Linked DNA regions of Homo sapiens: all the other regions are linked to region 1. The links are chromatin contacts, found by Hi-C or POLR2A ChIA-PET in ENCODE. All regions are on one chromosome and are shown on one strand. Each heading gives the region's core, a stretch centred on a gene start or an enhancer-like site at or near the end of the contact. The rest is flanking DNA. Distances are from core to core; before and after follow the strand shown. Region 1 has its middle 12 kb from the start of TRI-AAT5-2. Region 2 holds the start of LINC02980 (long intergenic non-protein coding RNA 2980). Region 3 holds the start of ZSCAN9 (zinc finger and SCAN domain containing 9). Region 4 holds the start of HCG14 (HLA complex group 14). Region 5 holds the start of ZSCAN31 (zinc finger and SCAN domain containing 31).

Evidence for each region. Hi-C counts contacts between places; a loop is a spot of excess contacts on that map. ChIA-PET counts read pairs that join two places held with the same protein, here RNA polymerase II (POLR2A). Pooled maps may share reads with other maps.
Region 2: a loop to region 1 is called in a pooled map, with 2.4 times the contacts of the local background. The contact joins the promoter of LINC02980 here to the enhancer-like site in region 1. A Hi-C loop is called at or near these places in 2 of 50 pooled maps. POLR2A ChIA-PET finds 5 or more read pairs at or near these places in 2 of 52 experiments (AG04450 and activated B cell).
Region 3: a loop to region 1 is called in a pooled map, with 3 times the contacts of the local background. The contact joins the promoter of ZSCAN9 here to the enhancer-like site in region 1. A Hi-C loop is called at or near these places in 8 of 50 pooled maps. POLR2A ChIA-PET finds 5 or more read pairs at or near these places in 2 of 52 experiments (GM12878 and RWPE1).
Region 4: a loop to region 1 is called in a pooled map, with 7 times the contacts of the local background. The contact joins the promoter of HCG14 here to the enhancer-like site in region 1. A Hi-C loop is called at or near these places in 1 of 37 single-sample maps with no recorded cell type and 10 of 50 pooled maps. POLR2A ChIA-PET finds 5 or more read pairs at or near these places in 3 of 52 experiments (CD8-positive, alpha-beta memory T cell, activated B cell and naive thymus-derived CD4-positive, alpha-beta T cell).
Region 5: a pooled map shows a loop between it and region 1 (4-fold over the local background). The contact joins the promoter of ZSCAN31 here to the enhancer-like site in region 1. A Hi-C loop is called at or near these places in 1 of 168 maps with a recorded cell type or tissue (naive thymus-derived CD4-positive, alpha-beta T cell) and 9 of 50 pooled maps. POLR2A ChIA-PET finds 5 or more read pairs at or near these places in 2 of 52 experiments (AG04450 and HepG2).

What each region holds. Positions count from the first base shown.
Region 1 is chr6:27,187,244-27,191,444 of GRCh38, reverse strand. No RefSeq gene overlaps it. Among named protein-coding and RNA genes, the nearest start is that of TRI-AAT5-2, 12 kb to the right of the region's middle. RefSeq lists an enhancer at 2,443-3,008 and a cis regulatory region at 2,217-3,103. Within about 2 kb of position 2,469, at least 34 of the 41 ENCODE cell types and tissues checked have a DNase peak (open chromatin) inside an H3K27ac peak, as active enhancers do; they include GM12878, where a contact is called at or near this core.
Region 2 is chr6:25,990,657-25,995,069 of GRCh38, reverse strand. It overlaps LINC02980 (long intergenic non-protein coding RNA 2980), which reads right to left and starts at 2,403. Exons shown (of 3, transcript NR_186645.1): 1 at 2,152-2,403. TRIM38 (tripartite motif containing 38) reads right to left here. Exons shown (of 8, transcript NM_006355.5): 8 at 3,839-4,413. RefSeq lists an enhancer at 2,085-2,294 and a silencer at 2,285-2,594.
Region 3 is chr6:28,222,725-28,227,120 of GRCh38, reverse strand. It overlaps ZSCAN9 (zinc finger and SCAN domain containing 9), which reads right to left and starts at 1,846. Exons shown (of 4, transcript NM_006299.5): 1 at 1,755-1,846; 2 at 1-109. The coding sequence starts at 36. RefSeq lists an enhancer at 1,942-2,041.
Region 4 is chr6:28,893,924-28,898,426 of GRCh38, reverse strand. It overlaps HCG14 (HLA complex group 14), which reads right to left and starts at 1,897. Exons shown (of 2, transcript NR_104117.1): 1 at 1,697-1,897; 2 at 1,107-1,316. TRL-CAA1-1 (tRNA-Leu (anticodon CAA) 1-1) reads left to right here and starts at 2,099; the gene lies at 2,099-2,204. RefSeq lists enhancers at 1,585-2,220, 2,856-3,492 and a silencer at 2,631-2,794.
Region 5 is chr6:28,333,478-28,337,583 of GRCh38, reverse strand. ZSCAN31 (zinc finger and SCAN domain containing 31) reads left to right here and starts at 1,436. Exons shown (of 4, transcript NM_030899.5): 1 at 1,436-1,502. RefSeq lists an enhancer at 1,771-1,890.

The sequences.
Region 1 (4,201 bases), core at 1,220-3,719:
ACATTTTTATAACTTTCTTAGTTTTTTTTGTTTGTTTTGAGATGGAGTCTCGCTCTGTCGCCCAGTCTGGAGTGCAGTGGCACGATCTCGGCTCACTGCAACCTCTGCCTCCTGGGTTCACGCCATTCTCCTGGCTCAGCCTCCCAAGTAGATGGGACTACAGGCGCCTGCCACCATGCCTGGCTAATTTTTTGTATTTTTGGTAGAGACGGGGGTTTCACCATGTTAGCCAGGATGATCTCGATCTTCTGACCTCATGATCTGCCCGCCTTGGGCTCCCAAAGTGCTGGTATTACAGGCATGAGCCGCCGCGCCCAGCCGATTTTTTTTCCCTTTTTCCACTTTTTTTTTTTTTTTTTGAGATGGAGTCTTGCTGTGTCGTCCAGGCTGGAGCGCAGTGGCGCGATCTTGGCTCACTGCAAGCTCTGCCTCCCGGGTTCACGCCATTCCCCTGCCTCAGCCTCCTGAGTAGCTGGGACTACAGGCGCCCGCCACCGCGCCCGGCTAATTTTTTGTACTTTTAGTAGAGACGGGGTTTCACCGTGGTCTCGATCTCCTGACCTCGTGATCCACCCACCTCGGCCTCCCAAAGTGCTGGGATTACAGGCGTGAGCCACCGCTCCCGGCCTCTACTTCGTTTTTTTCACAGTCTTTTTTTTTTTTTTTTGCATCTTGTTTTGATTTTTGTCTCTTTTAGTCTTTTTTCTTTACTTTTTTCTTTTATTTTTTTAATGTGTAATAATTAGATGAATGTTGGTAACAATGGATATATGTACATATCTTAGTTTCCAAAATTTAGGGATGTGTTTAACATCTGTTTGCCACAATGGATTAGGTTCTAATCCTCTAGGGTTAACACCTGTTGAAGGAGGGGACGTGCTTGTGAGCTGGTAATCTGGGCATTGTAGGATAATTTGCTTAGCCAGCCTCTGTGTAAGTTGAAATTATTTAGATAAGTTTTTCAATTTTGGTGGGAAAATTGATGTGATTGGGTGACTTGGTCAAGCAGTGATGTCATAACCTGAAGGTCTGCTTGATTATTGCCGTAAGCCAATGGGCCAGGCAGAGAGCTGTGAGCTCGAATGTGTGTAATAAAAATAGGATGTGTATCTTGGTTTAGCAATTGCTGAAGTTGAAGAAAAAGAACACACAGACTGGGCTCCAGAGCGAACTTAAGGCTGTAAAAGTTCTTTAATAATTAAACAGAATAACCTTAGCTTTTTGAATGTTAGTAAATTCAGATCGAGTGATTGGATTATGTGGTCTCCACCAGACTGTCGCTTTTTTTAATGTTTACTAGACCCACCAGTAAAAACAGTCACAGCTCCTTCCAAAGGAGCATCACAAGGAATTTTTGGAAGAACCCATGTAGTTAATTTTAAAAACTGGAAAATTTTATTTTTAGGATAATGATTATCAATACATTCAACAAATTCTGTTAAATTAACTTGCCATGTAACTGAGTTAATAAATGCCTGTTTTACCTGATTTTTATTTATTGGAATTATAATCTTATTGGGCTCAGTGCCACAAAGTTTAACAATTCGTGACGAGCCTGTCCAATTAGAATTGCCATCTGATCTAAATATACTGTGAGTGTTTTTATGGTATTATGTGGCAAAAAAAGACCATTTAACTAAATCATTATTTTGAACAGTAACCCCCATTGGGGAATGTGAAGTAGGGAACACAATGAATTGTAAAGGCGAGTCTGAGTCAATCTTACTGACCTGGGCTTGTTGAATTTTTGTCTTCAATTACTTTTAACTCTTTTATGGCCTCGGTGTTAGTTCTCTGTTACTTTGTAAGTTGGAATTTCCCCTCAATATTGAGAAGAGATTAGACATAGCATAAGTAGGAATTCCTAAGGTGGGCCGAATCCAATTAATATCTCCTAACAATTTTTGAAAATCATTTAAGGTTTTTAAATAATCTTTTTAAATTTGAACCTTTTGAGGCTTAATGGCTGTATCCTGTACTTGCATCCCCAAATACTGAAAAGGAGTGGTTGTTTGAATTTTGTCAGGTGCTATACGCAATTCAGCGTTTGTAATTGCCTTTTGTAAAGATGAATAACATTGAATAGGTTGATCTCTATTTTTTGCTGCACACATCTGGAAATTGATCTCTAACAGGCTGGATAGTTCTGCCTACAAAAGTTTGACAGATTGTGGGACTGTTTAACATACCCCGGAGTAAAACCTTCTAATGATATCTGGCTGCAGGTTCTTTGTTTTTAATGGCAGGGACAGTAAAGGCAAATTTTTCGAAATCTGCCTCTGCTAAAAGAATTGTAAAACAAGGCAGTCTTTTAAATCTATAATAATGAGCAGCCAGTCTTTAAGGAGCATAGTGGGGGATGGGAGCCCAGGTTGTAAGGCTCCCATCGGTTGAATTACAGCGTTGGCCACTCGCAAGTCGGTCAGCATGTGCCATCTACCGGACTTTTTCTTAATTACAACTATTGGGGAATTCTAAGGAGAGAAAGTGGGTGAAATATATCCTTTTTCTAGTAGTTCTTTAACTATTTCATAAAGCGCCCCCAATTTTTCCTTAGGCCACTGTTCGACCCAGACAGGGCGCTGGGTCATCCATTTTAAGGGAAATTGCTCCTTCACTGTAATGAACTGCAGGGCGAACCTGAATTACCCCCTCTCCATAATGAACTGCGGGTCGGGCAATAATGAGCGCGGCCAGCCGAGTCTCGGCAGCGGAGTCTCAGGCTCCCTCCGCCTGCACTCACTCGGCTGAGGAGGAGGTGGCCATTCCGGACATTCCTCTTGAGGAACCCTGAGCTGAATGAGTTTCTGAATAGGTTTAGGAAGACTGGGGGGATTGGCATAAATTACTTCCGGACTCTCCTTTTGGCTAGTACTCGGTAGAGGCGTTTCAGAGTCCTGATTATCAAACTCCTCCTTCTCCTCCTCTGACTCAGCCTCATCATTTGTCTGAAATGGCTCCAGTGCGGCACGCACCAATGACCAAACTGACCAAACAGGCAAACGAATTTCCTTTCCTTCTCTACGTGCTTTTTAAAGGTCCTTTCCAACTCTTTCCCAATCTCTTAATTTCAAAGTTCCCTGTTCAGGGAACCAAGGGCAAAATTGTTCTACAGCATGAAATTAATTCATACGATTTTTTGTACCAACTTTTACGCCATCACGCTTCAACAGCCGCCCTAGCAAGCTCAAATACGTGGTGTACTTACTTTCAGTTTTCCCCATTGTGTCCCTGGCTTTCTCCAAGTGCCCTGCTTACCTGCAGAGCTTAAAAACTTTTTCGTCCTCGGGAGTCCTTCGTCCATCAGCCCTCCGTTTCACACGCTCGAGCATTCCTTCATCAGATTCTTTCGAGCCCCACGTTGGGCACCAGAATGTTGGGGACCAGCCTCAATACCACCCTTAGGGTACCTAAAGTCCGGTGGCGACAAAGGAATGAGAAGAGACAGGTTAAGAGTGTATAAAGAGTGGGGGCCAGGGGGCCAATTGCAAAATGGAGGCTGCAAAAGGCGCCCAGCTCTGGTCTCCACACTATTTATTGAGTACAATCACTTAGATCCAAAAAGCAGACATTTAGGGCGAAATGGTGAAAGGGAGGCAGCGTGTTACAGGCGTAATCTATAGCAATAGCGGTTTAAATGAATCTCCTTTGTGCCCAAACAGCGTATCTTTAACTTATTGGAGAGTAGCTAGTGGGAGCGGGCTTAACTAGGAGCCTGCACGTCTGTCTACATTCCAACGCTTCAAAGGAGTGTCTTTCTTCTTGAACACAGTGTTTATAGATAAGAGAGCAGGTTGCACTCAGAGCATGGGAACATAATGGCGATAAGAAGGCTTTCCTCTTCAGAGGCCTCTTGTGGCTTTCCACAACTTACTCTCCCATATTTTTATTGCCAGTTTATGGCCCCATAAGCCTTTTTCCCAATGTATCTTCAAGAGAATGTCCAGCAACCCAAACAGCTGACACCCTGTTGGGTCAGCAGAGCTCAATCTCTCAGGGTTTGGAAAGCTGCAGGAGGGGCAGTAAAGCACAAAGAGAAGAGAAGGTACCACCGAGAAGTACTGTAGTAAAAAAATAATTTTGGTTTTACCATTCATCTTCCATCAAATTTCTACTAGTCAACAAAGCAAATAAAGACAACTACTATTTCACATGGTAGATGCAGAAACAGAGTTAATGAAGTGTGCTAAAGATAAGAAAC
Region 2 (4,413 bases), core at 1,154-3,653, 1.2 Mb after region 1:
TTGCAATATATCTATATCTTGGAATATTATAAAGCAATAAAAGGGAATAAACTACTGATATATACACAAAATGGATGAATCTCAAAAATGTGAAGGAAAATAAAAAATACATATGATATAAATTCCATTCATATGAAATTTTAGGAATGGGAAAACTAAGCTGTAATTATGGAAAGTACATCAGTGGCTGCCTGGGGCCAAGAGGATGGAAGAGGCGGCACAGGTGATACTACAAATGGAAACTATCTAGGTTGACGGAAGTGTTCTGTAACTTGATTACAGTAGTAACTGTTTGGGTATATAAAACGCATCAAATTGTATAATTAATACAGGTGTATTTTACTGTGTATAAATTATTCCTCAATAAAGTTGATTTTTCATTAAATATATTATTTGCTAAAATGAGGAGAGACAACTATTATCTTAAAATAGTTAAGCACAATAAAAATACTACAATCAACTCATTATATATGGAAATTAAAGGAGAAAAATAGTGGTATGATTAATTAAAATAAAAAGAAAACCTTCTAAATTTTATCTTAGCTCATAGTTGTAAAAGCTGCCATCCCTAACCAAGGCCACCCTTGACCCTTTCTCATGTTCCATCTTTCTGTTTGTTTCATAGTTTATGTCTCACCAAAATCTATCAGATAAACGTATTCATATGAAGATTTAAATATATTACATGTTAAGCCTTAGCGAATACTTCAATATCTAAAGAAGGTACAAACAAAACAAAAATCAACACTTAGTTATAAGAGATTACATACTCTCCAGGGAAGACCTGAAGACTAGCCCCTTTCTGGATCCCACTAGCCCCTCATCCCACTCCAAGCCCTCCCCTCCAATCCCATATGCACTGGGCATTCATACAAATAAGACCATCAGCTCTGGATATCTGTACTGATTGATGCTCCTGCTAACTACCTGAATGATTGCGATGTAAGGACAGCACTGCCTGAATCCTATTTATCTCTCGCTATGCCATAGCGGCCTTCCATGCTGATGGCGTGTTTGAGGATCCAGAGGGGTCTTTGGTTGGCAGGATTGTTTTATTTCCCCAAGAGGAGAGCCTTGATGCAAAAATAGGTGAAGAAATCAGTACAACAAAACAGAAAGCCTAGAAACTACTATGAACACAATAGAGCAGAAGTAGCCTTAAGAGTTGGTGGAGAAAGGATGGTCTATTCAATTACCTGGGCTGAGAAACTGGCTTTCATATGGAATAAAAATAAAATTATAGCTATACCCCATATCATACACAAAAGTTTCTACATCTAACAAAGACACAGATAGAAAATGTTTTAAAATTTTAGAAGAAAATAGTGCAGAATTTTAGTGCAGAATTTCTTAGACTAGATGCAAAAACAAAAATGATTAAAGTGGCCAGGCACGGTGGCTTATGCCTGTAATCTCAGCACTCTGGGAGGCCGAGGTAGGTGGATTAGTGGAGGTCATGATTTCGAGACCAGCCTGGACAACATAGTGAAACCCCATCTCTACTAAAATACAAAAATTGGTAGGGTGTGGTGGCTCACGCTTTTAATCCCAGCTACTTGGGAGTCTGAGGCAGGAGAATCACTTGAACCTGGGAGGCAGAGGTTGCAGTGAGGGGAGATGGCGCCACTGCACTCCAGCCTGAGCAACACAGCGAGACTCTGTCTCAAAAAAATCTAAAAATAAAAAGATTATTTTTAAAAGACTATTTTAAACAAAAAAAATCGTTTAAATGATATGACACACTACATCTAATATTTGGAAAAGTACTTCTTAATACTTTTAATAAAAAGAGGCGCTGAGAGCATACAACCTATCCTCAGAAGAGTGTTTGACCTCTAGGAGGGACGCAAGCGCGTTCTTCCTTCATTTTAACTGGTCATTTTCATTTATTTCAGGAACATCTGAAGTAAACACAGTCACACGTTAACCTTTAAAAATCTAGGAGGTGCGTACGCATAGTTCCATTACTTCAATTTTTGTACTTTTGCATTTTAAAATATCACAGGGAAGCTCGGTACAGCTTCAAGGCTAGGAGGGGTGGCTCTCTCTTAAGCCCTGTCCCCGCCAGCCCCAGACCTCTCGTCCCGCCCCCATTGCCCAGTCCCCACCCTCACTTCCCCATTTCCCCACTCCCGCGGTCTCTTAACGCACCTCGTTTTTCGTCCAGTGGACTCAGACCTGTAGTCTTCCACCAGGATCGGCTCCTTTCCCGGAGCTCTCGCTCTTAGAGGAAATTGAGAGAAGCATCAGCGGAGACCCATCTGTGGCTCTCCAGAGGGCGCGGCATTCAGACCCCAGATCCAGCTGTGAGAACGGACCCCAGGCTCACACCAGGCCTGCGGGAGGCGGCCCACCAGAGGCGCTAGAAAACAAGCCTCGCGGGGAGGCGCGCAGGGCGACTGCAAGCTGTAGGGGGCGCTGGCGCCCTCACAGGCCAGGGGCAGGGCCGGCGCTGCGGGCGGGGCTCCTGCGGCGTGAGGGGCGGCCCCAGGCCAGCAGCTGCGCCCTGGCTGGGAGCCGGGGAGCATTTGCTGCTCTGCTGGACCCTGAGTCTGGCGGCGGGCGGCCTCCTCTCCGCTCCCCGCCCGCCATCCCCCAACTCCCGATCTCTCTGCTGCGTCTGGCCTCAGGCTGAGACCCCAACGAATCATTCCCCGCATGGGAACATTTTATGATATAACTGAATTCAGTTTTATGTATAACTGAATTACGGATATGAGAATCTCAAATGAGGACGAATGGTTTTTACGCACAAAACATGAGACACAAATCTGTAAGAAATATAAAGTCGTGACCACGTCCTTTCAGAACTTTAACCTGTTTGCTGAAGTACGTCAGTAACAATGGCAGGGAAAGGGTATCTTAAATTTCACCACAGCCTCAAAGAGGCCATTTCGTGGATCCGCTGAGGCTTGGAGTCGGCCTTCTGACCACGAGTCCTGCGGCTATGAAAGAGGAAGCCGCGGTTCAGGGCGTCCTCGCGAGTCGTGCAGCCCGCCCTGCTCCAGCTGGGGACACCGGTGGTCACGGCGCTTTCCAGCTGCAGATCCAGGCGGCAGCCCAAGATTTGGTCCAGCCGCCAAGGGGTGGCTCGAGTGACTGACGGGCCTTGAACGCTCCCAGGACCCACATCTGGAGAGGGAGGTGGGGGTGGGGTGCTGAAGTCATTCTTGGGGCCCCTGGGGGCGGGCATGGACCTGGGTAAGGCCAGAGAAATTGACACCTCGTGACATCCCTGGAAGAGAAGTACGTTCAGTGTCACTCCAGAGCTGAAACCGCCTTCTGGCTGGTCCCTCCTCACCTACATACTTTTCTAATTTGTCTGGAGCAGGCCGGGCATCTGTATTATCTGGTTATTTAAATATCTGGTTATTTAAAAGCTCTCCATTAAATTCACATACACGAAAATAAAAATTAAAAAAAATTTTAAAAAAAAGAAACAAAAGCTCTCTAATGACCAAGTCCTACACGATAGTGAATAAATTTTTTTGTGTGGTCCCTAAAATTGAGTTCATGCCTTTTCTGAAGTAATAGACGCCCAGAGAAGGGATCGACTTACCCATCATGCCACAGAGATTAATTGGCCCCAGAATTCTTTAGCAGACCGTGTATATGAACGTCCTTTGCAATCATATAAATTAACTGGGAAAACCTCATTTAGTATGTTACATGCCTAGCGTTTTGTGCCTGAACACCTTACAAGAACCAGGGACTATTGCCCCAATATTATATTTCAGGAAAGGAAGGCCCAGACAAATGGTGTCACTGGTCCACTTTCACCCAGTTGGTAAATGAAACCAGAAATTATAGCTGTACCACAGAAAGGTGAAAACGTTTCTTTTATAATTTCACATACAATCTTTAATGGACCCAGTGTCCAACACATTAAAGCAAGTGCTCAGGAGTGACATCAAGATGTAAAAAATAGTCCTGTCCTCAGGGAGTTTAGGTCTTGGAGAAAAGAGACCCAAGGAGACACAAGACAAAGGGGAAAGAGAAGGAGCGCTGAAGACTGAGGACCCTGCCTGTGGACTGAAGTGAGGATGGGGACACCCGATGCCCGGAATATGACAGTTTGGAGGGGCCTGAAGGACTCTTCTATTCTCTATCAGAAAAACAGAATTACTCTCCTAACCAGAAAAGGTATTTCAATTTATATTTTCCATCACAGCACTTTTCTGGTGATAATTTAATGTGTTTTAAAAAATGTATCACAGTGATGGCCTGGTGTGAAATAAATAATAAAATTTTAAGAATTAAAAAATATAAAAATCTTTTATATAGACATTAGGAGTTACAAGGATAACTGTGAATTATAATTAGTAATTAAATTGAAATACTGATTATTTTCATTTTTATTTAATTATTTAATAAAACCTATTTAACATTTAATATTTATCAGTAATTAAATCT
Region 3 (4,396 bases), core at 597-3,096, 1.0 Mb before region 1:
ACCCAGGGATAAAACCTCCTTTGAGTTTGTATTCATCTTGACCTTGAACAGCTTAAAAGGTACCCTCCAGCTGGAGCTATGCTTCAAGACAAACCTTGGAGGCGCTTGCCTAAGCAGTAAAAATAAATTATTTATATAGAAAAATGATAATAGCTGATGACAGAAACTGATAATACAAGCAATTATCATAGGCCCTAAAGCTCTTCTCTGAAAAGTGATTTGGTGACCAAAGGATGGAAATAATGGAAATATATATATTCATAATGTGCTAAGAGCATAAGCTTTTAAGTTACCCAGATATGGGTTTTCTTTCTTTCTTTTTTTTTTAAATGGGGAATTTCACTCTGTTTCCCAGGCTGGAGTGCAGTGGCATAATCACAGCTCACTGCAACCTCAAACTCCTGGGTTTAAGTGATCCTCCCACCTTGGCTTCCCAAAGTGCTGGGATTACGTCAGCCACCACAGCTGACCCAGACCTAGGTTTTATTCTGATCCTAATATTTACTAGTTGTGTGACCTTGTGCCAAGTTTTTAAATCTTCTTTCAATCTTGATTTCTTTATGTGAAGAAGAAATAGCAATAATGCTTCACAGAGTTCATGGAGGAAAACAGCCCATGAATTAGGGACTGCACCGATCACTCAGAAAGTCTGAATAAAAAGTTTGAACTCACTGTATAAACATCAACTTAGAGAAAGAATAAATGGAAATATTGTTACTGTCGACTAAATGAACGAACCAACATTTACTTTACTATTTACTTCAGTTTTCTTAATCTTCAAAACAACCATTTAAGGTTAGTATTATTTTCACTAAATTTACAGAAAGAAAGGCTTAGGTGGATTCCAAGTCCTGGAGCTTTCCACACCGCCCTGCTGCTACTGAAGAATAACAGTCAACACTGCACAAGTCTACAATATGCTTTCAGATACAAGACTATATTTCATCCTCACAATTACCCACTGAGGTTTTATTATAATAATTATTTCACTAGATAAGAAATGGAAGCCAGGGAAAGTTAAGTAGATTGCCCAAGGTCAACTTCTTTTTGAGGACAATCCTAAGAAGCCAAAGAAGCCCAAGGGAAAAGTTTTCTCCACAGACGCAGGAAGCACCTGAAACCCATGGGGGTGTTCCCAAAATGTGTGTCTCCAAAATGCCAGGAAGCACAGCGCAGCAGCTGAATTCCAGCTTGAAAGGCCCTATGGCAGACATCTGGGGAATCTGAATTGGGAGGTGGAGAGAAGTACAGGGAGACCCAGAATATGCCCTTTAACGGGCTCCTCAGTGATTTGTATGTATTATAAGGTTTGAGAATCAATGAACTAAGGAAAAGGGAATCGGGAACTGCTACATTCTGCGCTTGAAAACCAGTCCATTCAACGCCCCTTAATTTGCTTTCAGAATCTAGAGGTAAGAGGGTATACAGGTTCTCCATCGTGAAGGCTGCCAAAGTCTTAATTGTCCTTAACTTCCTCTCCCGGGTGTTTCTTTCCCTGAGTCCTAAGCCTGTTGTCGTTATTCACCGAGGTGACCCTTCAGCCTCGCAGTCCTCCTACAACCCTTTCTTGTACAATGTCCCCACAGCTGGGGATGACCACTCTGGTCTAGGGGACGCCCGAAGCCGCCCGGCACTGACCGCCGCCCCCTCCTCCGGCTCCCACTTCCCAGCGGCTGAGGTTCACTTTCCACACCCCTTTTCCAGCCCCACCCTCCCTGACCCGCCTCCATTCCCGGTCCCCACAGCCAACTCACGAGACCCGGAACGCGCAAGGAGGGAGAGGGGGTTACCGGCCCGGCGTTGCTAGAAGCGCGGCACGAACAATGGCCGGGCAGGGAACAAAGATGCCGACCTCTCCTCGAAGGCGGACGGAGCAGAGGCACTTCCGGGCCGGTCTAGGATTCCATGTCTCGATGTCCGGCGTTCACCTTGCTTCGGACTCAACCCCCAATTTCCTGGCGTCCAGTTCTTTTTCAGCAGTGAATCACATAATCAGAATGTCATACGTGTGTGGGCCGCACACAGGTTTTAAACGGAAAACGTTGATGAAGCATAGACCGTTAACTATTGAAAATGATGATTTTTAAAAGCATTTTTAAAATTAATACATTATTTATGGTTTAAAAACCCTCAGACAATACCAAAATTAATAAAGTAAAATGTCAAACCCCACCTACCCCTCCTTAGTCCCACTCCCCGAGGCAGCCACTGTCACCGTTAGCCTGGAATTTGTATATCATTGTGATCCTCTCTCACACACACAATGGCATTATTTTATATTTAGCCTTTTCTCCCCCGCTTATTTTAACGTTTTCACTTCATGTATCCTAAAAAGCTTTACTCATCATGTAAGTCTAACTTATTGTATGGGTGCATAACAGTCCATAAAGCAATTTATTTGTCCAGGCCCCTATGTATTCTTTATTTAGGCATCTGCCTGCGTGCTTGCCTTCTTTCCTCCCTCCCTTCCTCTTTTCCTACCTTCCTCCCTCCCTTCCTGCCTTTCTCCCATCCTCCTTTCCTTTTCTTTCTTTCTTGTTTTTGTTTTTTGTTGTTTTTTTTTTTTGCTGTAAAAGTTTTCTGGAGTTTTAGTAATAATAATACAAAATCAAACCAAAACCAATTAAATAAATTTGTCACCCAGGCTGGAGTGCAGTGGCACCATCATAGCTCACTGCAGACTGCAACTCCTGGCTCAAGCAATCCTGCCTCAGCCTCCTGAGTAGCTGGGACTACAGTCACATACCACCATGCCCAGCATTTTTTTTGGGGGAGGGGGGTAGAGACCAGGGTCTCGCTTTGTTGGCCAGGCTGGTCTCTAACTCCTGACCTCAAGTGATCCTCCCACCTCCGCCTGGCAAAGTGCTGGTACAGGCATGAGCCACCATGCCCAGCCTTAAATAAATTTTATTGGTACAAAAGAGCGTAATTGTAGGTACTGTTAGTCATTCATCAGTTTTACTATGCCAACCAGAATGATGGTGTCACGTAGATTAAACTATATTCTGTTTGTTTTAACAGAATCTTATCATTTATTTTATTAAAGCAGTAAGAAAGTATCTTGTGTGTTAATGGAGGCTCCATGATCTGTTTTAACTCCAAAACGGTAGTAGCTCGGAAAATTTCTTTATTATTTTCCTCAACCTAGCCTTCTGAGGGCATTAAATAAACCCAAGCTTTATGCTTTACTTCTTTTTCTTTCAAATATCCAATAAGTATATAATCAATAAGAGCACTAACATGCAGAAAATTTGCTCAAAAATCCTCATCACTTTTTCCACCATACCATGTTCACTTGCAAATCCCTCATTACAAACTTTCCTAACAAACTATGAAATGAGAGTAAATGCTCAATTTCTCTTGGACTTGAATAGACTGTTTAAATATGTTATTCTTTTCCATTTTGTATGACCATCTGTGACAAGTAAATGCAATTTAATATTTGTATGAAACTTCTTAAATGTCTCACTGGCAGTTGGTTAGGGTCTCTCACTGGTTTATATGTGCTTGCTAAGTGGGTCAACTATAGGGCTCAGGCAGGCTCCAGCCCAGAGTCAAGTGGGCAGCACGTTGGACTTCACAATGGTTAGCCCTGAGAGAGACTGGCTTTCATTTGTCTGTTTCCGGGAAGATTCCACTATAGCAGTACTTTGATGAGTATCCTGGGACAGAAGGGATTATTTTTAACATATAACTGGGAATCCGTACTGAATATTGAAAATGCCACACCAACTCAAAGACAAGAAATACTGACTGCAAAATCAACCAAAAAGGTTAAGGATTACCTGAATCTAGAAGCAGGCATATTGGGATACTAACTCGGCTGTGGGTTATGCCATAAGCTAAAAAAATTAAGATGAAATAAAACAAAAAGAAAGAAGACAGAAAGAAAGAAAGAAAGACAAAGCAAGCAAGAAGGAAGGAAGGAAGGAAAGAAAGAGAAAGAATGAAAGAAAGAAAAAAGAAAGAAAGAAGGAAAGAAAAGAAAGAAAGAGAGAGAAAGAAAGGAAAAGAGGGAGACAGGGAAAAAGGAAGGAAGGAAGGACTTGGAGGATTGGTGACAAAGAGATTATTGATGGAACTAGCTCGTATGTGGATAGATCTCTTAGAATGGATATCAAATGTACAAATATTTGTGTCCTGTATGAATCTTCATTAACCCACTGTGTCAGAGGGTTTCAGTAAGCAAGTGAACAAGATGATGGTGAAACAGAACATGGACTCCTCCTCTTCATAGCCTACTGGGATCCCTCCTTAAGCATGAAAATAAAGGAAAAATTGTGAGTCCCTTCAAGGGAAATTCCAGGCACCCTGCAACCAGCAACTAGGGAAATAAATTAATAACCTGCTAAGCAAGATGATAATAGGCCGGGCGCGGTGGCTCACGCCTGTAATC
Region 4 (4,503 bases), core at 648-3,147, 1.7 Mb before region 1:
ATAAACATTGATGTAGGCCGGGCGCGGTGGCTCACGCCTGTAATCCCAGCACTTTGGGAGGCTGAGGCGGGCGGATCAAGAGGTCAGGAGTTCGAGACCAGCCTGACCAACATAGTGAAACCCCGTCTCTACTAAAAATACAAAAATTAGCCGGGCGTCGTGACGGGCGCCTATAGTCCCAGCTACTCGGGAGGCTGAGGCAAGAGAATGGTGTGAACCCGAGAGGTGGAAGTTGCAGTGAGCCAAGTCGTGCTACTGCACTCCACCCTGGGTGACAGAGCGAGACTCCGTCTCAAAAAAAAAAAAAAAAAAAAAAAATTTGATGTAATGGTTTCACTTTTAGAAATTTAAGGAAATAATCGTGGATGTTTGAAAATATTTATGTAAGGATAGTTTTTACAGCATTGCTGATGAAAATAAAAAATTAGAAATAATCCAGTTTTCAAGAATACCACTTTGATATGGAATATGTGCAGGAATTAAGATTTATGCAAAATATAGTACTTAGCAAGTATATATTCATAATATATTCATTTAGAAAGCAAGTTAGCAAATTATTTACTACACATGACCATTTTTGGAAAATGTATACCATATGAAAGACTAAATATATAAAAATGTTAATAGTTACCTCTGACTAGTGAGATTATGGATGATTTTAATTTTTGACATGTTTGTATGTTCTACAATTTGTGTGTACTTTGCAATTAGAAAAAAATAATTATAGTTAGGGTAAGATTACAGTTGCCATGTTGGGAATCACTTCCTGGACAATTTCCTTCCAATCGAAAGAAAATATACAAATCTCATGTATTGGAGGGAGACTGGGGAACCAGTGTTCACTGTACTTCTCACTACTAATTTTCTCTCTATCAAAAATAGGATATGAAACCAAGGAAGTCTGTGGAAATTAAGATAGAGCCTACTGAAACTCAGTTATTTCTCCATGCAGAAAAGAGACCTAACTTTGCCTTACAAAAAGGAAATTTTTTTTATATTAACAAATACAAAAAGTAAGCTATTAGGACAAAATCTAATTAAAATATCCAACTTTATATTTCCTCTATCTGAACCTCACAGCCCCAAATACAAGAGTTAAGACGGTTGAGTTAAAATGTATTTATTGAACCTCTACCGTGTTTGCCAGGCACTGTTACCTGGACGGCATTGGTCTACACATGTTATTTTAGCGGTGTCGCTGGCCTCTAGGGGCTCTTGTTCTAGTGGGAGGGATGATTTCTGTTTAGTTTCAGGGCTCCATTAAAATTTGTGACCTTGGGGCTTCCCGGCCTGGAGCTCAGATTGCTTGGCGAAGGCTGAGAAACAGAAAAGTGGATCAGGCGATGTGGTGCACTCCCCTTAAAAACTACCGCTGTGTTCCCCGACCTGGCAGTGGTCACTTGGAGCCCATTAATCGGGAACATCCGAGAGCGACAAGGAAGGCCGCGGGCGAGCGCGTCGCTCGCGGAGTTTCCCCGGACCTGGGATCGCCGATCCCTCGGCGCGGACACCAGCCTTGCCCATGTGGTGGTCCCTGTGGAGACCTTCCCAGCCGTTCCCGGCTACCACTTTTAGAGCCCAAGACAAACTTCGACGAGTGGCAAGGCAGTGACAAATGGAACCAAAATAGAGGGGCTAAAAGGGGACCTTCCTATAGAACCGGGGTCTTTTGTTAGGGTTTTGTTTTGTTCCTCACCATCTTCCAAACAATGAAGTCCTGGGGGAGGCTAACCACGATCAAGATTTCAGTAAACATCAGACACTGGAGAGCCGACCCAGCGACCGAAGAAGCAAAAGATCTTCTTTCCTTCCTGAAATCTGGGCAGGCTGGGAGCAAAAAAAAAAAAAAAAAAAACCCGCACACGTTTTTCGAGATGGCGATAACAGTTATAAGGCCCGTAAGAGACTTGATCCAGTTTTATGCAGAAACATTTTCTAGTCCTGCGAACCCTTTTGCTTTTTCAATCCACAAGTGGCTTTCTGCCCTTCTGTTACCAAGCAACCCTGACGTCATCGCGTTTCTGCGTGCGTGCACGACACAGAATCATTGCTTGTTGATCTCTATTTTAGTGCAAAAATCAGGGCTGTTATGCAGTGTGTCAGGATGGCCGAGTGGTCTAAGGCGCCAGACTCAAGCTAAGCTTCCTCCGCGGTGGGGATTCTGGTCTCCAATGGAGGCGTGGGTTCGAATCCCACTTCTGACACATACTTTTCTTTTTCCTCTCCTTACTTTAGAGATATCCTGATCTCAGCAGTAGGCATAAACAATTACCAACGTATATTTTTAAGAATCGGCTTTTAGGTACCGGGCGCGGTGGCTCACGCCTGTAATCCTAGCACTTTGGGAGGCCGAGACGGGTGGATCACGAGGTCAGGAGATCGAGACCATTCTGGCTAACACGGTGAAACCTCGTCTCTACTAAAAATACAAAAAAAATAGCTGGGCGTGGTGGCGGGCGCCTGTAGTCCCAGCTACTCGGGAATGAGGCAGGAGAATGGCGTGAACCCGGGAGGCGGAGCGTGCAGTGAGCCAAGATCGCGCCACTGCACTCCAGCCTGGGGACAGAGCGACACTCCGTCTCAAAAAAAAAAAAAAAAAAAAAGAATTGGCTTTTAAATTTATCTCAAAGGGCTTGTCCAAACTAAAAACATTAAAAGCGGAAGCATCGCGATATTTTTACGAAGCCGCGAGATTTGGGCCAAAAAACGCCTAATTAAAGGCAGAGGTTACTAGCGATTGGTCTCTGTGCTGCAGTGCGAGATAATCCTGATGTCGCGGGATTCGGAACGCAGATAGCTTCCTGCCTCGCCGAGGGAATGGAGAGAAGGGGCTCTGGGCGGGTTCTTTTCCCGCTTCTCGACCAGGCTCACACTCTGTGTCTCAGATCCAAGCCCTCCCCTAGATATTTCCTGGAGCACTTTCCTACCAATCTCACAACGCTGTGGCTCGTGACAGTGCAGTCTCTTTAAAAATCTTACACAGGTCCTCTGCTCTCCTATTTTCAAAACTCATGTAACCAGTTCTCAAAAATGTCTTTCGTAAATTATGCACATTCACACTCGTTTTGGCATCTGATCATTACCGTTTTGTCAGTCAAAATTGAGTACCATTTTAACCATTGAATGAAATATGAAAGCTGTACGTTCCTCTCGCAAATGTAATCACCGTGAAAAATTTATTGTATTTTTTACATTTCTTTTTTCTCTGCATTCGCATATATATATAACATTTTGTTTTTTTTTTTTAACAGAAATGTAGTCATGCTATGACATTTTTCACTTAATATATCTTGGGTTCTTTCCATGTGGAACACTTATTCTTTTCTTTTACAGAAGAAATATTGCTGGCCGGGTGCAGTGGCTCAGGCCTGTAATCCCAGCACTTTGGGAGGCCGAGGCGGGCGGATCACGAGGTCAGGAGATTGAGACCATCTTGGCTAACACAGTGAAACCCCGTCTCTACTAAAAATATTAAAAAATACAAAAAATTAGCCGGGTGTGGTGGTGGGTGCTTGTAGTCCCAGCTACTCGGGAGGCTGAGGTAGAAGAATCGCCTAAACCCGGGAGGCGGAGCTTGCAGTGAGCCCACATTGCCCGCTGCACTCCAGCCTGGGCAACAGAGTGAGACTCCGTCTCAAAAAAAATAATTAATAAATAAATAAATAAATAAATAAATAAATAAATAAATAAAACCCTATGGTAGGCCCGGAGTGGTGGCTCACGCCTGTAATCCCAGCACTTTGGGAGGCCGAGGCAGGTGGATCACTTGAGGTCAGGAGTTCGAGACCAGCCTGGCCAACATGGTGAAACCCTGTCTCTACTAAAAACACAAAAATTAGCTGAGTGTGGTGGCAGATGCCTGTAATCCCAGCTACTCAGGAGGCTGAGGCAGGAAAATCACTTGAACCCGGGAGGTGGAGGTTGCAGTGAGCCAAGATTGCACCACTGCACTCCAGCCTGGGCAACAGAGTGAGACTCTGTCACAGGAAAAAACAAAAAACAAAAAAACAAAAACACAAAAACCGTATGGTAAAATTTAAATTTTAAGGTGGTACTTTAGAACACTAGTGTTCCATCTTCTCAGTTTGCTGGCTTTCGGATTAAAAGCAGCTTTTCCTCCCACCAAACCTCCCCTCTAGCATTTGGCTTTGGAGCGGTGAGCAGCAGAATCTGGGTCAGGTTACGCTTTTTTCTCTTCAGTCCCATTAACTCTGGAATCCTAGGTGCCCTCTGCATACTTGGACTCCAAAAACCACTTTCTCCAACAAGAAAACAAAGTAAACTGCAGATTATATAATAGGAGATTTTAAATTCATTTCAAAATTCACTATGGAAGATATGGTTTCTCATCTGGAATCCATCCTGCTTGTCTGGATTTACCTTACTTCTCCCTGCATTGCTCACATTTCTGATTCTTTCATGGAACAGAGTACGTTATCCTCTAAAAGCTTTCACCAAACTGATGGAATTTTCTATTTCTCGCCCCCTACCCCCACCTACTGC
Region 5 (4,106 bases), core at 187-2,686, 1.1 Mb before region 1:
AATGGGAATCTATATAATTAATGAATGAGTTGTAAAAAATCAATTCAACCTCTTAACATGTATTATCTGTCTTCTCTATTTCTATTGCTACTGCCTTGATTCAGGCCCTCACTCTCTCTACCCTGGATTCTTGTAGTAGTCTCCTAGCTGGTCTCCCTGCCTGTAGTCTCATTTCCTTACAGTCCATCCCCACATGGCTGCCAAGATAACATTTCTAGATGTAAATTTGATCAGACTGCTCAAATTCCTTGGTTAGGGATCCAAAAAAAGTAAGAGCTGGTGCCCCTGCCACATATACCACTCTCCAGTCATGCTGATCAGCCCAGTTCTTTGGATGTACCAAAGGATTTCACCCCAGTTCTGCTTTTGTACATTTGATTCCCTCTCCCAGAAATTTATTTCCTTTGCTCCTTTTCCAGTGTACACTGGCAGATTCCTGCTGAGTCTTGTTTTGCCCCATTAGTTTTCCTCTCTCTTCCACGCCACGAATTCAAACTAATACATACATTTATTTCCTACATACGTACTTAGCATGTTCCAGAGGCTATTCTCATCGATTTACAAGCACTTATTTTATTTTACTTCATTTCACATGCACGTCTGTTTTACGCAGTTACTTGTTTACACGCTCTTCTTCTAGACTTTGGGATTCCAGAAGACAGAGGTTTGAGTGTAAAACACAAAATAACAAAACCACAACAAAAACAACTCTGTATTCTCGTCCCCACCATTACCATCTCTCCTTTGTGATGTCAAAGAGACCAGAGGAAGTGGACAGACTCGGGGAAGAATAGGTAAGTATTAGAGACAGAAAAAGTATGAAGTCCCTTCTGTGAGGACTAACAATAGTGATGCCATTTTACAACCTTGATGACTGTGTTCTCAAGAAACAAAGCAAATGTCAACCCCGTCCATAGCTTCAACAGAGCATAACAGCTCTAACCGCAACAGAGCCTAACGGCCCTAACCACATCTGTCCCCAGTTGGAAAGTGTCCAAACAGTTCCAACTAGCCAGCACTTCCCCAACCCCTCCCCAACAGAAACTTTATTATAAAAGCCTCAGCTTGTAAGCGATCAGGATCTCAGCCAGATTCCTAACTGGAACTCTTCGCAGGCTTTTCCTGTAAATAAACCTGTTTGGCCGTGGAATTGCCTCCTGTTACTCGCTCTCTACGTTTATATCTTCCTAACACCTTCCGGCTCTAATGTTTTGGGTCTCGATGACCATCTAACTCCTAAATGCTGGGGGCCGCTCCCCATAGAAATGCCTCGCCGGATTTCTCCGCCTCGCACCCAGTGGGACTGGGATTTTTGGCCCCGGGGTTTGCAATAAGGGAGTCACCAAGCAGCAGCCACCTCTGGAATTCCTAGAAAGGAAAGAGTTGCCTGGCTTCAGCCAGTGGGCTCAGAACGGCTGACGCATTTCCGGCCTTTGCGGTTGATCGGTCATTGGGGTGCTGCAGCCCCGCCACCTGTTCCGTAGCTTGCCGGTGCCCCGAAGGTGAGTCTTGGCCCCTTGTCGCGACCCGCCAGGTTCCCAGAAGATTTCAGGTCTGTGCCTTGGAGTAGGCGGGGAGGGAACGTCTGCGCAGGCGTGACCCCCGCCCCTACACATTCACTGGCCTGAAGCCCCCGTGGAGTAGGTGGAGGTCCCGCCCCTTATCCTGAAGATTAAACAGCCTTTCTTTGTCTGAGATAACGCCCGGAGTTCTTTGTCCTGCCTCCAAGACGATAAAGGAGCGCAGACACAAAGGTGAGGTTAGAGCGAAAGTTTAATAAGCGAAAGGAAAAAGCTCTCTGCCAGCAGAGAAGGGGTCCCGACCGGGAGTACCCATTATGGGGCCCGTTCTGGGGTTTTTATGGACTGGAAAGGAGAGGGAATGCGCTTAGTCTGCGGGCTGTCCTGGCGAACGCTTGACTCAGCTTGGTCCGGGACCAATCAGGAGCTGAAATGATGATTCATAGCTGCTGCTTAGCTTGGCCCAGGACCTATCAGAAGCCGAAGTGAAAGTTTGGCCCCGGACCAATCAGGGGCTGAGGTGATGATTCACAGAAGCTGGGCTTATAGTCCTAATAAAGGAAAGTAGAGCGCCTGCCGGAACCTACCAGAACCCACCGTGTCCATACCCACAAAAGGAGAAGAAACTTTTCCTGGGAACCTGCTGACTATACAAAGGACAAAGGCATTATGTGTCAGGCCTTGTTCCCTTATCTGAGTGAGCTGGAGGTTCTGTGCAAGTTTTTATCCAAATGGGCCCGAGGTTTTTCTATCTATGCAGCCGTGGGCATATCTCTAGGCACAACACCCTGTGCTAGTTCCCTTATCGGTGCCTGCAACCTGATTTTTTCCCCAGGCTTAGTTTTATGTTATGTGGGGATAAGACACTAAATCATGGGCGGGGGCAGGCTCTCCAGGGACCCTTCCCTTGCTATCCACCTAAGGCAAGCTAGGTAGCCCTTTCACAGGGTGGTGGGAGAGACCCCTAGAGAGGTCGGAGCTTTGCGGCGAAACCGAGGTCCAGAGGTAGAGAAGGGTCTCTCCCTGTCAAAAGCCTTATTTCCTATATACACGTAATTTTTATTTAATAAGTCAACATTATGCAATGTTTGTCGCATATGTTTTCTTTAAATATTGTAAAAACCACCAACCTCATAACTTGTCACCTCTAGTTTCTAATGCATCTCTAAAAATTGGGGACATTTCCCTACATAACCACAAGATTATTAGCACACCCAACTAAGTGTAGGCGCTTCACCTAACACCTAGTTCATGTTTAAATCCTTCCACCCCCTGTTGTCCCACAGATGTCTTTTATACCTGTTTGTACCAACTAGGATCCAATCATAGACCACTCACTGCATGTAGTTGAGTCTTAACCTAGGGCAATTTTACTCTTTGCCTCCCTTCCTCCCATCCCATTGCCTTGTTTAAAAGGAGGCTCTTCCAGTCTTCCTGTAGTGCATCCCCATTTCTGGATTTGACTGTTTCCTCATGGTATTTAAGGTCTTCTTCTGTTTTCTTGTCATCGTAATTGGTATCCTTTGGGATTTATTTTACAACACACATGATTTGTGATTTACATGATCTCTTTGTTGCTGTTGTTAATTATGCTGACGTGAATGAAAACATTCTCATGAATGAAAACATTCTCTTTTATGCTCTTTCTGCCATGTTTTTATTTCGGTGAAGGACAGTGGGGACACATCAAATTCTGCATTGTTTCACTCTTTGCTGTCTGACACCTCGTAAACACTTAGTAAATATATGTGAAATGAATTCCTTTGTGGATTACAGGCAATGCATAAAAACTTAATCTTGTATTTAGGATGAGCTCTTCCACTTCCTCCAGGGGTATACCTTGTATACATTTTTTAAATTATGGCTTTTATTTTATTGTATTGTAACTATATCCTCATGAGCTATAAACACCTCTATATTCCAAGCTCTTAGCTCAGCTCCATAAATTGATTGTCCAGTGACTGAACTGCTTTTACAAAGGTTAAGCTCTTTCTCCTTTCACTTGTACAGTAACATCTAAACTAAGTGGAAGTCTTTCTAGATTCAGTGCAATAGTCTTCACCCCCTCCACTTTACCCTTTTTTTTAACTCTTGCCTCTTCTGCTTCTACTCTTGCTTTCTGCTTCCACTTTTGCCTCTACCCTCATTCCCTCAGCTCATTCTCCATCCAGTAGCAGAGCTTCTCGGTACAGAATTCAGCCTTGTCACTCCCTTTCTTAAAGCCTTCAGTGGTTTCTCATTGCATTTATAAAATCCTAACTCCTATGCCCTACATGATCTGACTCCTGCTTGGCTTGCCAGCCTAATATTTTGCCACTCTTCTCCCACATGACTGTAGACACTCCAGCCTCCTTTCCTGTCTTTGATGGCAGCATGCACTTCCTCAGGGCCTTTGGATAGTCCAGAGTGCTCTTCCCCTCCCTCATCCCTATTCTGTATGGCTCACTTCTTTTGCACTTAAGGGCTTGGCTTAAATGTTACCTCACTTCCCACTACCCCATCTAAATAGGCTGTCCATTTATTTGGTAACTCAGTGCCTAGTTTATTATCCTCAGTAATCATCACAACTCATAATTATTTTATTTG